Linked DNA regions of Homo sapiens: region 2 is linked to region 1. A link is a contact called in ENCODE Hi-C or POLR2A ChIA-PET data. All regions are on one chromosome and are shown on one strand. The core of a region is the stretch at or near the end of the contact, and the rest is flanking DNA. Distances in the headings are between cores, read along the strand shown.

The links. A loop is a pair of places that touch in the nucleus more often than their neighbours do. ChIA-PET counts read pairs that join two places held with the same protein, here RNA polymerase II (POLR2A). Pooled maps may share reads with other maps.
Region 2: a loop to region 1 is called in a pooled map, with 9 times the contacts of the local background. The contact joins the promoter of NRAV here to the enhancer-like site in region 1. A Hi-C loop is called at or near these places in 5 of 50 pooled maps. POLR2A ChIA-PET finds 5 or more read pairs at or near these places in 4 of 52 experiments (A673, OCI-LY7, activated T-cell and 1 more).

The regions. Positions count from the first base shown.
Region 1 is chr12:120,011,843-120,014,649 of GRCh38, forward strand. All of the region lies in intron 2 of BICDL1 (BICD family like cargo adaptor 1), which reads left to right. Among named protein-coding and RNA genes, the nearest start is that of BICDL1, 24 kb to the left of the region's middle. RefSeq lists an enhancer at 739-818. Within about 2 kb of position 1,454, at least 5 of the 41 ENCODE cell types and tissues checked have a DNase peak (open chromatin) inside an H3K27ac peak, as active enhancers do.
Region 2 is chr12:120,494,482-120,497,288 of GRCh38, forward strand. NRAV (negative regulator of antiviral response) reads right to left here and starts at 1,465. Exons shown (of 2, transcript NR_038854.1): 1 at 1,342-1,465. DYNLL1 (dynein light chain LC8-type 1) reads left to right here and starts at 1,632. Exons shown (of 3, transcript NM_003746.3): 1 at 1,632-1,735; 2 at 1,935-2,072. The coding sequence starts at 1,941. RefSeq lists silencers at 1,176-1,225, 1,516-2,035 and an enhancer at 1,290-1,956.

The DNA.
Region 1 (2,807 bases), core at 204-2,703:
TGACCTGGAAAACAGAAGACCTAGGTTCTAGCCCATGTTCTGTCACTAATTTTCTGACTTTGAATAAATCCTCACTCTGGGTTTCAATTTCTGTCAGTAAAACACGGAGATTGAACGAGATGATTCCTTCGCTCTCTAAATGTCCACATGTACGTATGCGATCTCTGTTGGAAAGAAAATTAGTAGAGAGATAGTCTCACATGATGTGGTATATCATGTCTGGTAACTTTGTAATGCTGCCGCCTTTGCATGCAGAACATATTCATCCTTCTCTGGGACCGAGGGCGGCTTCTCCTCTCACCCAAATTTACTCCTTTGTGTAATGAGAAATAGAGAGAGGTTGAGATGATTGGTGCCACAACAAAATTTATTTTCCATTCCAGTCATGACACATAAGGTACTTTCCCTGCACACGACTGACGGTGTGGGGAATGAGGAGGTGTTTATGTGATTTTCCTGTTTAAAATTATGCATCATAGTACTAAGGTTTTATGAGGTTGACATTCTGTAATTCTCCACGAATAAGTCAGATTTTCCGCATTGCCCTGGTATGATTAGTTGCATTCAATGCTGCATGTTTGTCATTTGCAGAACTGTAAGAATTCCCCCTATACACACCTCTCGTCATCAGTTGCTAGGTTACGGCTTTTCACATTGTCCCAGTCTGGTGATGTTGCCATGGATACCAGTTATACCTCCTCCTATGACACTGTCCTGGTCAGGCTCAGAGGGCGGGCAAGATGTAACTATGATGTCAGAGATGTTTTAGCATATGTCTTTCCCTTTACATTAATGATAAGATCTAAGTAATAGATATCAATTCTATGTGTTCTCATATATGAATTAAGGACATGAGGTATTAGCTGAATCCCTCAAACAGTCCACCACTTAGAACCTTTATTCCATTATGTATTTTTTTTCTTTTTTAAAGGAAAGGGAAGGGAAAGGAAGGGGAAAGCCTTTATTCCATTATAATTCTGCAGAAATGGAACTAACAGATTATAAAATATGAATATAAGATCTGCTATACTGTGTCCAGCTCATTCCCTACACAGACCAGCACCCCACCTCCCATAGGGTGGGCTATACATGGAATATCATTATCCTTTACATTGCCTTCAGTGGTAGGGACATTTGGGAATGCTTTTTGTCAAACTCTTAATTTATCTAAGTTATAAAGCCTGTGGGCCGGTAATGGTGGCTCATGCCTGTAATCCCAGCACTTTGGGAGGCCAAGGCGGGTGGATCACCTAAGGTCAGGAGTTCAAGACCAGCCTGGCCAACATGGCGAAACCCCGTCTCTACTAAAAATACAAAAAAAATTAGCCGGGTCTGGTGGCATATGCCTGTAGTCCCAGCTACTCAGAAGGCTGAGGCAGGAGAATCGTTTGAACCTGGGAGGTGGAGGTTGCAATGAGCCAAGATCACACCTCTTCACTCCAGCCTGGGGGACAGAGCAAGACTCCATCTCAAAAAAAAAAAAAAATTATAAAGCCTGTGGTCCAAATTTTATTGTCATTTAATGTCACATGATTATATTTCTTCTCCTGCTAGGTTTTAGACACCATGAATTGCAGGGACTATGTCTTTAACCAGAGTGTGTGTGTGTGTGTGTGTGTGTGTGTGTGTGTGTGTGTGTGTCAGAGTCTTACTCTATCACCCAGGCTGGAGTGCAGTGGCGCGATCTCGGCTCACTGCAACCTCCGCCTCCTGGGTTCAAGTGATTCTCCTGCCTCAGCCTCCTGAGTAGCTGGGATTACAGGTGCCCGCCACCACGCCTGGCTAATTTTTGTATTTTTAGTAGAGACAGGGTTTTGCCATGTTGATTAGGCAGGTCTTGAACTCCTGGCCTCAAGTGATCCGCCTGCCTCAGCCTCCCGAAGTGCTGGGATTACAGGCGTGAGCCACCGTGTCCAGCCTTTAACCAGTTTTTATCCCCAACAACACTTAGTGCCATGCATATTATGGCAGGGATCCAGAAAAGTCTCATTGATTTGTTCTGAAGACTGAAATGTAGGTAATAACTAATTTGACTTTAGATTTCTAGCATAGTGTTTTAAGATGGTGGAAACCCCCGCATATTACAGTTGTTGAAGGGCAAGGTTAACCCATGTTATTTAGCTCTTGTCTAGTCTGACCTTTTGATCTCACAGTTGAAGAAAGCACTAAGGCCGTAGGAGGATGTGACTCATCTAAGGTCACAGCCAGTAAACCTGTGGTTTAGGTAAATGTGTGTTATAAAAAATCTTTGAAAAACAAGGTGTAAAAATCTTTGCAAAGTAATTCTGTTTACTTAAACGATCATGTTTTGTTTTATGCAGTCTGTTTACTTAAAAACCTAGCAGACAGAAAGCTATTATTAAAGAAGAACTTCAATATTTAAAAGGAGCCCTACATAGAACCTACCTACCAGTTACTTCAAGTCAACTCGAAGCCTTGCATTCTGCTTAGTATTTGAATTATTCCTCAAAAACCAAAATAAAATTTAATGTAGCATCGGATTGAGGCATCTTTCAAAAGTAACATCTATTTTGAAAACCAGCAGAGTTTGAATTAAAAAACCATTCTTGCACCGGTGCAGTGGCTCACGTCTGTAATCTCAGCACTTTGGGAGGCTGAGCCGGGCAGATCACAAAGTCAGGAGATCGAGACCATCCTGGCCAACATGATGAAACCCCGTCTCTACTGAAAATACAAAAATTAGCCAAGTGTGGTGGCGCGTGCCTTTCATCCCAGCTACTCAGGAGGCTGAGGCAAGAGAATCGCTTGAACCCAGGAGGCAGAGGTTGCAGTGAGCCGAGATCACG
Region 2 (2,807 bases), core at 215-2,714, 480 kb after region 1:
ATCAGGCTGGTCTCAAACTCCTTACCTCAGGTCATCCACCCGCCTCGGCCTCCCAAAGTGCTGGGATTATAGGCATGAGCCACCGCACCCGGCCTATTCCCATCTTTTTCTTTCTGGAGTTGTGTGCCTCTGCTCAAATTGTTTTATTTTTATTTTTTGAGATGGGGTTTGGCCATATTGCCCAGGCTGGTCTCCAACTACTGAGCTCAAGCGATCCCCTTGACTCGGCTTCTCAAAGTGCTGGGATTACAGGTGTGAGCCATCATGCCCAGCCACAAATTGTTTTAAGGAGTAATGAGAGTAGATGGTCAGAGGAAAATGTAGAAATGTAAATAGGAAGCTTCCAGATACATGATTAACCTGATAACTTATTTATGGAGGTTCGAAAAATACATTATAGGCATTTCAGAGCTGGTTGTTCAAAACCTTGCTGTGGCCTTTGGGATAGTTGTATAAACTGACAATTATTGATAAGATTCATTGATCATTTACTATGTGCCTCACATTGTGCTGAGAGAACTTCAAATGTTTAATACTGCTAACAAGCGTATGAACTGGTTTCCTTTTACATTTAGTCCTCCTTTACTTAAAGAAGACATTCAAATAGCTAGTAAATGACAGTGCTGGGATTTAAATCCAGATCTGACTTGTCCCTCAACTCCCCCAAGATCTTGCTTTTTTAACCACTTCGTGTCTCCTCCCTAAGCCAGAGGGGACGTCATCTCTCTAACGGCCGCTTTTTCGTCCATTAGAATACCTCCTCCTCAGAGATAAATCCCAACCAAGAATCTCTCCCACACAGGAAAGACTGCCTCACCTGAGCAAGAAGCTTCACCCTGGACAAAAACCCCGGGGCTCAACACTCCCAAATCCACCCGGATCCCCATCCCCAACCCCTTAAAGGATGTCCGCATTGCTTGGCAGAGACCCCACTCTTGGGGATAATCCCTTAATTCGTAAGGAAACACCCTCCCTCCTTGAAGCCCTCCCTCAATCCTGAGGATGCCCTCCCCTAAATATTTCAGAGCAGAACCGACTACAAATGGGGCCCAGTGCAAAATGAAAACGTAAGGGTCCCTCCTGTGAGACTGCACTGCTGGTTTACCCACGAAGCCGGCCCTGCTTCAGAGATACCCTTTCAGTAAAGGGAGAGGCCACCTCTGTCGTAATCCTGCTAACCTGGGGTGCGAGATCATGCGACCTGTCGTGGTGGGGGGGCGGGGGGGTGGGGGCAGGAATGGCCACCAACTTCTAGAGACTGTTGTTCGAGAACACACCCTGGGACAACCTCCGTGAATTTGGAATCACTTCCCTTGGCCCCGGCAGAAGCTCCCTTCCTACCTCTCCAGACAGCTGGGTGGTCCTCGTAACCCGGCCGGGGCTCCACCTTCTGGGTGTGTGGGCCTCGTAGCGTGCGGCCCATTGCCCGGGCAACCGACGCCGTGAGCGGTGCATTGTGGTCTGCAACAAAATGCAGGAGAAAGATCCTGAGGGAACCATGGAGTCAATGGACCAATGGAAGAATGCCGTGGGCTGCGTCAAGCCAATAGGGTCGCGCGGCGAGGGGCGGGGCCGGCGGGAGCAGGGCGGGGCCTGAGCACTAGGCGGCGGCGGCTGGCGTGGGGCTGCTTAGATGCGCCACGGTTTCGGTAGCGACGGTATCTCTAGCCGGGCCTGAGCTGTGCTAGCACCTCCCCCAGGAGACCGTTGCAGTCGGCCAGCCCCCTTCTCCACGGTGAGAAACTCGGGGGGCCAGGGGGTGTCCTCGCTGCCTTATTTCGCCCCACTCCGGACTTAGCCCTCCGCGTAGCCCGCGCTTCCTGAGAAGTGGGGTGGGGGGCGTCGTCCCGTGGTGGCGCCGGCCGGGGTGGGGGCAGTTAGTGCCTGGGGGGCGCGGCCCAACTCAACCCCTTACCCCAGGCCTTGCCCACTAGGTAACCATGTGCGACCGAAAGGCCGTGATCAAAAATGCGGACATGTCGGAAGAGATGCAACAGGACTCGGTGGAGTGCGCTACTCAGGCGCTGGAGAAATACAACATAGAGAAGGACATTGCGGCTCATATCAAGAAGGTGAGGATGGGCGCGGGGGCCGATACGCAGCCGGGAGCAGGGGGTTCCTTCCCCCCGATCCTGCTTTCCTAAGGGCGCCTGACAGGTCCCGGGAATACTGCTGGCGGCTTGGGGCGTAGAAGCTTCCAGAAAGGACGCAGATGCATTTTGCGCTCCTGTGGAGAAGACCAGACCCCCGGCGTCCGAAGTTTTTTTTTTTTTTTTTTTAATTACCCAGCTCCGCGGGGGGAAAGCGCCACCTAGCAACGGTATCTAAGATCAGGGAGCAGCGGTTCCCCCTTCTGTGTGGTTCCTGCGCCGAGGATCCATCTGGGTGTTCCGGAGGGGGGAGCTGCGTGGGTGTTTCCAGCCGGGCCGGGAGGAGATCTTGCCAGCCTTCCAGTGGGGAGTTGAGGGAAGGTGGTGGGTGGTGGCGGGGCTGGGGGCTGGGGTAGGGGCTTGGTAAATGGCAGTCTAGAAAGCCGGCAGGACTGCCAACTTCTCGAGCAGTGTTTGCTGGAAGGGAAGAAAGCTGGCAGCCTAAGCCGTGGGAGGGTTCCAGTCGAGAATGGGAAGATGAAAGACTTCAGATGGAACAGAAATAAATGCCTTTTTTGACAAACGCAGCAGTGCGTGCCTCTAGCTTGCAAGAGCGTTACTCCCCTTCATAGCTTTAAAAGGTTTTCGCACTGCGTGCAGTTAGAGTAGCTAAATCTTGTGTGACGCTCCACAAACACTTGTAAGAATTTTGCAGAG